2 separate regions of the Homo sapiens genome follow, and region 1 is linked to region 2. A link is a loop called in an ENCODE intact Hi-C map of the cell type or tissue named here. Cell type or tissue: GM12878. All regions are shown on one strand. Links, peaks and the distances in the headings refer to the core of each region. The heading gives the core; the rest is flanking DNA.

Evidence for each region. Hi-C counts contacts between places; a loop is a spot of excess contacts. Peaks named below come from ENCODE experiments on the same cell type or tissue, not always from the same donor. Only the 100,000 strongest peaks of a DNase experiment are listed, where the experiment ranks them.
Region 1: a loop joins it to region 2, with 2.7 times the contacts of the local background. A loop is called at or near these places in 1 of 110 quality-filtered maps.

What each region holds. Positions count from the first base shown.
Region 1 is chr15:54,345,741-54,350,142 of GRCh38, forward strand. All of the region lies in intron 17 of UNC13C (unc-13 homolog C), which reads left to right. Among named protein-coding and RNA genes, the nearest start is that of UNC13C, 370 kb to the left of the region's middle. In GM12878, for the core only: no CTCF peak of the experiment used is centred there; a DNase peak (open chromatin) is centred at 1,951.
Region 2 is chr15:54,080,647-54,085,048 of GRCh38, forward strand. All of the region lies in intron 2 of UNC13C (unc-13 homolog C), which reads left to right. Among named protein-coding and RNA genes, the nearest start is that of UNC13C, 100 kb to the left of the region's middle. In GM12878, for the core only: a CTCF peak has its summit at 2,408 (motif pointing right); no DNase peak of the experiment used is centred there.

The sequences.
Region 1 (4,402 bases), core at 182-4,181, 270 kb after region 2:
TTTATAACTCTGGACCAGCTCCCCATTTACTCAGAGGATGAAGTCCAGACTCTCCCATTATCCACAGTGCCTCTAAGGTCTAAGCCTTGATTATCACTCCTGACTTCAACATCATCTCCACATTGCATTCCATGATTCAGTACATTAAACTCCATGGTGACTTTGCCTGCCTTATATTTACCTGCCTGGAGCGGGCATCCCTTCTCCAAACTTCCCTCCAAACAGCTAACCGCAGCTCAGCTAACTTTTTCTTCAGAAAGCCTTTATACCTCTTCTAGCTGGATTTGGTGTTTCGGTTCTCTATTCTCATAATACCCTGACATGTCACCACCACTGCACTTATCACGGTGAATTTATCAGGTGCATCATGTGATATCAGTTAGACCTGTCTTCCCGGCTAAACCGTGAGTTTCATCTTTGTATTCCCAGTGCCTGGTGGTATACCTGACTCTGAGTAGGGTTGATAAACGAAGTAATTATCTAATAAAAATAACATTTAAAGAAAAAGGCAGTGCCTTAGTTACTTATTTGTAGTATCCTTCAGTGACTCTACATTAAAACCTATGGTAAGGAACATAATCTCTGATATTAAAACCCCTGAGTTCAAATTACAGCTCTACTTTTCAGCATTGTGGACTTTGTTAAGCTATTTAGCCTCTTCATGTCTGGTTTCTTCATCATATTCATGCTACTTCTGTTTTCTTTGAATCTTCTCCAGATAATATGATGCCTTGCCTGAAACAAGAAATTAAGAATTCCAGCACTATTAGACACAGTACAGTCTGATTATTTAAATGTGGAATCATACTTTCTCCCTCCAGAGGGATTTTGAAGAACCATATAAAAATAAAATGCTTAGAATAAGAAAGGAAAATCGATTTGATAGAAAAGTAGAGACAGCTGCAGTTAGAACAAGATAGAAGTGTGGTCTCCGGAGGCTGGCTCTGCACTCGGTAGGTGGTATTTTCCTTGGCTGAATTGCCAGGCTCCGCATCTGCACTTCAGTTTAGCTTAGGAACTCCAATGTGTCAGTGTAGACAGAGGTCACTGGACTCACAGAGAGGTACACAAAAGATCAATCTATAAACTGGATAGATATCTATCCAGCAGATACCTAATCAGCCCTATTATATGCCAGGCACTGGTGTAGGCTCTTAGGACATATCAGAGAACAAACGATAGTTTCTTTAAAATAAAAAATAAAATTTCAAACAGATTGAAAGTGTTTTAGTTTATACTCTCCCAGGTGAACATCTATGTGAAAATAAAACCTGTAATCCGAAGGTTATTTTAGGAACCTGGAACAAGAGCAGGATGAATTAGCTGGATAATATTAATAGTGATTATTGCTAGCATGAACACATCCATTTTAATAAAATCTACATAAAGAGACCCCCTAATTGTGGAATGAGGAGGATAGATAAGACTTTCTTTTTAAATGTGTTTTAAAAGAATTATGCTGAGCTAATGTCAGCATTAACTCAGTTCCGTGGAAACCACTCAGCGAAAGAACTTTTCTGTTGAACAATGAAAACCTTTATTAACTGATTTTACAGTCTCCCTCCACACCTACCCTGAGATCAAAACTTGTTTACACAGAGATCATCCACAAGAAGATGTCAAAAACCAATAAAACCTTTCTGCCTAAGATTCTGCTATTTTAAATTTATATATTTTGGTAAATTTTAAGTTGTTTATTGAATGACTACCTAAGAAAATTGTATTAAGATATGCCTTAACTAAAACACATGTACACTTTTAGTTCTGAAGCACACTTAGGGACTTTTTAAAATCTTATTTTGAATCTGATTAGAAGGTTTGTAACTAAAAACAGGAACAAACGAAAGTTCTTGACATTCATGTGATGATTTCTTTTGAAAATCATTTCTCCAAATGACTGTGTTTTGCTATAAGGCAGCATGAGTGATACAGATAGATGAATGCAGAGGAAAATGTGCTACCTACAAGTGGGAGTTGTATGTAAAATCAGTAGAAACATATTTCTCTCTTTATTGACTTTTGGATACATACACACACACATGCACATATATGCTTAGTCTCTTTGTTTCCCTCCCAAGTCAAATTCTCTCACTTCTTATCTCAAAGGAAATCTCTGTTATGAATTTCTTATTAGCTTTGATGAACATAGTTTCATCTTTGTGTACATTTATTACATATATCTATTATTTGTGATACAGTCTTTATCTCTATCAACCTGTGATATAATACATTTTAGAAATAGGTAATACAGTATTATTGTTGTATATACTAATTCTAGAACCAGATTGTCTAAATGTAATGATTCTTCTATAATTTTTAAAGCTCAATATTAATTTTTGAGAGCTATCTATGCTGATTCATGTATGTACAGTTTGTTGATTTTTACAACTGCCTACAGCATGTACAGCAATTTACACATCAATTCCGATTTTTCACAATTACAGATAAGGCTGCAATGAATATCTTTGTAGTAGGTGTGTAAAAAATTCGGTATGGTCTCTTAAAGGAGAAGGGAATATCCTCCTTTCCTCTACTTTTTCCCTTCCGCTAGACAGAATGTGGACCTGATTTTGAGCCATCTTGTACCATGTGGACAGAAGCACCCTTTACTTTTCACATGCATTAAAATACCTTTTGTCTGATACCCATGGTAACATTGAGTTTAGTGAAAACAGAAACTCTATTTATCTTAATATTGAATTTGTAGCATATAACACTGTGCAGAGATCAATTAATGCTTACTAAATGAAAATTCTATCAAAAAACATCTCTTTGTATTAGACGGAATGTGATATGTATACCACAATTTTGGCCACGTTATCCTCTGAAAATTCTTTGAGAGAGAAAATATCACCGTAGAATAGTCTAAAGGGGCAACTTACCTGAATTTAAATGTGGAAAATTTCAGAACGTCCATGCTTGTTTTGTGGATGTATCTTTCTCAGTTATTTTAACCCAAAAAGTTGATTTAGCAATTTGTCTTTTTCCCTTTCTTTTGGTTTTGCTCTAGCCAATTTCTAAATAATTCAGCAATGAAAGAAAAGTTAAAATGTGCCCTGAAATGTACATGTAGAAAAATATCCAATTCTGTAACTCTTAATTTGAAACATGATTTAAATAGTAATCATTACAAAACTGGCTATAATATGTCCCTGACTTTTCTTAGATATTTTTCCAGCAATGTACTTTCTTATGTAATCATTGGCATTAGTTAGGGAATGATGTTTATTCTGAAAGATAGGTGTTTTTTACCACCTTATGTGCTCCTTGTCTTAGTTCTAAATCTGAGTAAATATAAGCATAACTTAGAGTTAATATGTTTATAATTTGATATATACAAATATATCAAATTATAATTTATAAAATATTTATATTTTATAAATATATAAAATATCATTTGATATTATATAAAATGTATAGAATAAATGTTATGAAAAGAAAATTTCTTTTTAAATGCCAGCTTCATGACTAGTATATAAAATTTTACTTGTAACAAGAAATTGTTCAAAATGAGTAGTATATTGCCATGTCTTATGTATTTTAAAGAAGAAAAATATATGAAAATTCAGAGCCTGAAAAATGACTAGCCAGTTATGCTTCTATCACTATATGCTTTAATTTTCATAACAAGGTAAATAAAGTAAAAAATGAAACCATAATAAATTCTGAAAATATCAATAACATACATAGTATGTTGTATTAGTAAAACTAGTGAAATTTTGATTCTAAAACTGAATTATGACAATACATGAAAAAAATTATAACCTCACGTTGTTAATAAACATTGATGAGAAAAGTCTAAGTAAAATATTAAATATTAAAGAACATGACTTGGTCAAGTAATTTCATCTCATGAATGCAAAAATGGTTCAACAATACCAAAAAAAGATCAATTATAAATTTAATGGTGATATGGGACATTGGAACCTTCATGCACTTTCAGTTGGCAAGTAAGCCGGGAGCCAGTAATCTAACTCTGGGTACATATTTTCACAAAGTTCACCAAGGGCATGTTTACTAGGATATTCAATATAGCATTGTTTGTGAGACTGAGGAGATGGAGGCAACCCAGGTATCTTTCACAGAAAAATAGATCCATAAAATGTAGTGGGTACATATCATGGAATATTGTGGGGCACTTAGGAAAATGGGTTAGATGTCTACATAGTAACATGGATAAAAAGTAAAAACAGTGATAAGTGGAAAACAAGGGAAGAAACATAATGTTGTATATTAGCACAATAATATTTTCCTTTTTTTTTTTTGAGACGGAGTCTCACTGTGTCGCCCAGGCTGGAGTGAGTGCAGTGGCACGAACTGGGCTCACTGCAAGCTCCGCCTCCTGGCTTCACGCCAGTCTCCTGTCTCAGCCTCCCAAGTAACTGGGACTACAGGCGCCCGA
Region 2 (4,402 bases), core at 182-4,181:
TGTGGTGTCGGGTGTGATGACACCTTTATCAATTCTGATTGTGCTTATTTGAATCTTCTCTCTTTTTCTTGGTTAATCTAGATATTGATATGTCAGTTTTGTTTATCCTTTCAAATAACCAACTTTTTGTTTTGTTGATCCTTTGTTTGTTTTTTGGGGTCACAATTCCATTTAATCTTTGTTGTTTCTTTGCTTTTGCTAACTTTGCATTTGGTTAGTTTTTGTTTTTCTAGTTCCTTTAGGTGCAGCATTAGGTTGTTAATTTGAGAACTTTCTTTCTTTTTGGTGTAGGCATTTAGCGCTATAAAATTTCCTCTTAACACTGTTTTGTTGTATCTCCATTGGTTTTGGTATGTTGTGTGTCTATTTTTGTTTGTTTCAAAATTTTAAAAACTTCTGCCTTAATTTAGTTGCTTATTCAAAAGCCATTCAGGAGCAAGTTGTTTAGTTTCCATATATTTGTGTGGTTTTGAGAGTTCCTCTTGGTATTAATTTTTAAATTTTGTTTTGTGGTCTGATAATATGCTTGATATGATTTTGATTTTAGAACTTAGTGAGATTTGCCTTATGACCATTTTAGAGGTTGTTTCATGCACAGATGATAAAATGTATATTCTTTGGTATTGAATTGAATGTTCTGTAGATGCCTATTAAGTCCATTTGGACAAGAGTCCAATTTAAGTCCTGAGTTACTTTATTAGCTTATGCTTTGATTATCTTTCTAGTGCTGTCAGTGGAGTGTTGAAGCCCTTCACTATTATTGTATGGCTGTCTGCCTCTTTTCTTAGATACAGTAGTATTTGTTTGTGAATCTTGGTACTCTGATACTGGGTTTGTATATACTTAGGATAGTTAAATTTTCTTGTTGAATTGAATCCTTTATCATTATATAATACTCTTTTATTTATTTTTACTGTTGTTTTAAAGTATGTTTCATCAGATACAAGAATAGCAATCCCTGCTTTTTTTTTTCCTTCGCTTTCCATTTGCATGAGAGATCTTTCTTCATCTCTTTACTTTGAGTCTGTGGGTATCATTACACATAATATGGGACTCTTGAAGGCAACAGCAGGTTGAGTATTGTTTTTTAATCCAATTTTCCACTCTATGTCTTTTAAATAGAGCATTTAAGCTACTTACTTTCAAGGTTAATATTGATATGTGAGGTTTTGTTCCTCTCCTAGCATTGTTAGCTAGTTGCTTTGTACAATTGTGTAGCTGCTTTATGGGATCTGTGAACTTTGTACTTACCTGTCCTTTTACGGTAGCAAGTATCATCCTTTCATTTCCATGTTTAGAAATCCTTTGATCATTTCTTATAGGGCTGGTCTGGTGGTTATGAATTCCCTTAGCATTTGCTTGCCTGGGAAAAGTTTTATTTCTTTTTCACTTATGGAGTTTAGTTTGTCAGGATATAAAATGCATGAATGTCATTTATTTTCCTTTAAGAAGGCTAAAAGTAGGCCCCTAATTTCTTCTGGTTTAGAAGACCGCTGTTAGCCTAATGGGATTTCCTTTATAGGTAATTTTGCCCTTTACTCTATGCCTTCAAGTTGTTTTCATTAGCATTGACCTTGGATAGCCTGATGATCATATATCTTGGTGATGGTCATCTTGTATAGTATCTCGCAGGTGTTCTCTGAATTTCTTGTATCTGGGTCTTGAGCTCTAGCAATATTAGGGCAATTTTCCTGAACTATTCTTTCAAATATGTTTTCCAAGTTGCCTACTTTTTCTTCTTCTCTATCATAATGCCGATTAGTCATAGATTTGGTTGCTTTACATAGCCCCATGTTTCTTATGTGCTTTGTTCATTAATTTTTTTTAAATTTTGTCTGACTGGGTTGCTTTGTGTTCATTTCAACTTTCTCTTGGATCTCATTGAGTTTCCTTGCAATCTATACTTTAAATTCTTTATCTGTCATTTTAGACTTTTGACTCTGGTTGGGATCCATTGCCAGAGAGCTAATGTAATCTTTTGGAGTTGTCAAAACACTGTCTTTTTGTACTGCTGGAGTTCTCCTCTTGATTTCTACTCATCTTAAGGAACCGTCGCTTCTTATTTTTGAGTTTTCTATCATTTTGATGGGACTGTTTTTAATTTTTTATCTTTTCCCTTGAGGGTATGACTATGGTATATGTTGTGTATAATCATCCGGTTTTGTTTCTGGGTGCTTTTGTGGGGGCCAAGGCTCTGAATGGGTTCCTTGGTTGTGGATAGGTTCTGTGTGATAGCTTTCTAAGATGCTGCTTGTTGTAGGGATATATTGGACATATGAGCCCATACACCATCTCCTGCTGTGCTCCGGGTGTGGAGGTCTCAGGGAGCACATCTTGTGTACTAGCAGTAAGACCCTCCGGAAGATTTTTAATTTGGTGGTGCAATTCAGGCTGCATTCCAGTAGGTGGCAATGAAGAGTAAGAGCCGGCTCATTCTCAGCTCAGGGGGAAGTGCCCACCCTGATGGGGAGAGACTGTGTTGGGGTGTTCTAGGTCCCTGGGGTAGGGAGTGGGAGTGAAGCCTTGTCCTGAGCAGCCAGGAACACGATTCCCTTCCCTATCATGGCCCTGTTGCAGGGCTCAAAACCTCCAGTTCATTTAGACTTTGTTCTTTGGCTCCCAGCTGCAGTGTGGCTGTGGACCTTTGGATGTGGCTATGGCCCTCTGGCAGCGACCACCAAACTGGACTCAGGGCACAGCCTCTTCCCTCAGTCTGGAGCAGACAACTGTATGGCTTGTCTGGCCTCCGTTGTCAGGGTGCTGCTGCTCTGTGTAGGGAGAGGGAGTTGGGCCCCAACCTTCATGCAAGTCCAAGCAGCACAGGCTCACTTTCTGCGCCAAGAAAAAGCACTTTCTCCAAGTGTACATGTGTCAGCCCCCAGTGGGGAGAACCTCTGCTGTATCCACAATAGTAGATGGGGTGGGGGTCGGGAAATAACGCCCTCTCTATCCCTCTTCCCAGCTGCTGGGTGCTGCCCCTTCCAGAGATTGGTGATGCGCCTTCATTTCCTTTGTCCCAAAAAGAGCTTTGATGGGCTGCACTCCCTCCTCCCTTGGGGCAGCCTACACCAAGGGTTAGATCTCTAGGGACCCCACAGCTCCCCAGGGACTTGATTGCTGTGCTTGTGAAAGTCTGAGGGGATTATAAGGTATGTTTGCTGGGGATCTGCTGGTGCATCGTCTTGGGGGCAGAGATTTCCCAGGCAGGACAGTGGCCAATGATAGGTACATAACCAGTATGGTACTCACCATCTCAGTTTGGGTCTGAGTGGGATGGGGGAACCTCTGCGCGAACTCGCTACCTGGTCCTCTGTCCTCATGAAGTTTCCAAATCGCCACGGACAGTGTTGTCCAGGGCTGTGAGTGCAGGGGGTCTTCCCAACAGTTTGGCAGGCAGCAGATTGCCACAGAGGTGAGGGGAGCAGAGAGGACTCCCACTACCCTTTCTTCGGGGCTCCACGTTGCTCTGGGGTCGGTCTCAGCCAGACTCTTGCTACTTTCCTTTTCTGCACCCCAGCTGTCCTGGCTCTCTTCCCTCAGTTTTCTCTTGAGAGCCCGTCCATTCACAGTAACTGTGATCCACGTCCCCTTTTTTCTTCAGTTCTGTACTCTTTCTACTCTCTTTCTATTGGTCAGTTGGATTTAAGTTCCTCGTGTATAACGGAGTGGGTGGGTTGGATTCTAGCAAAGTTCATTTTTTGCAGTTGTGTTTTGTGAGTATATGAGTTGTCTTTATAACTCAGAAATAATGGTCGTGAAGACATATCTACCTTGTTTCCTTCTTAAATAAATTTCACTTATTTCTGGCTTTATAAATTCCCAGCCTTGTGTTTGAATTATTTTCCACGTAATTTTCAAAAGTCAGGGGTCCTGGGTCTGAATGTGTCCCCTTTATGGCCATTGCCATTTTTTGGTATGTATCCTTTAATGGGTCATTTCACTTCTTTGAGCTTTAGTTTTCTCGTTAGTAAATGAGAGCTATTAATATTTACTTTAGTTGTATATTATAAATATTCAATAAGAAAGTATACATAAAAACATGCAGAATATTCAGGTCATATGCTAAGGGATCCACAAATATTACTGCTAGTTGAGTGACTTGAAAAAAATTATCTTCTCTGTCAGAAGAAATACTCTCTTCTCATATAGATGAGATCCTAATGCCATTTGGTCACTCTTTTTTGTCACTATGAATCAGGGCCCCTCAGCCTCAAGATCACAATTGCAAGAATTAAGAAAAATGATCTTTATTTTGCATTCAAAAGTAGTGGTGTGTTTCAATAATAGTGTATTATGATTATTTATAAGTAGTTTTGATATGTGGCAGGTACATCCTTATTTTAGATAATGTATAAAAATTTATTTTTATAGAATAAATGGTTCAATTTGTCCAAATTATTAT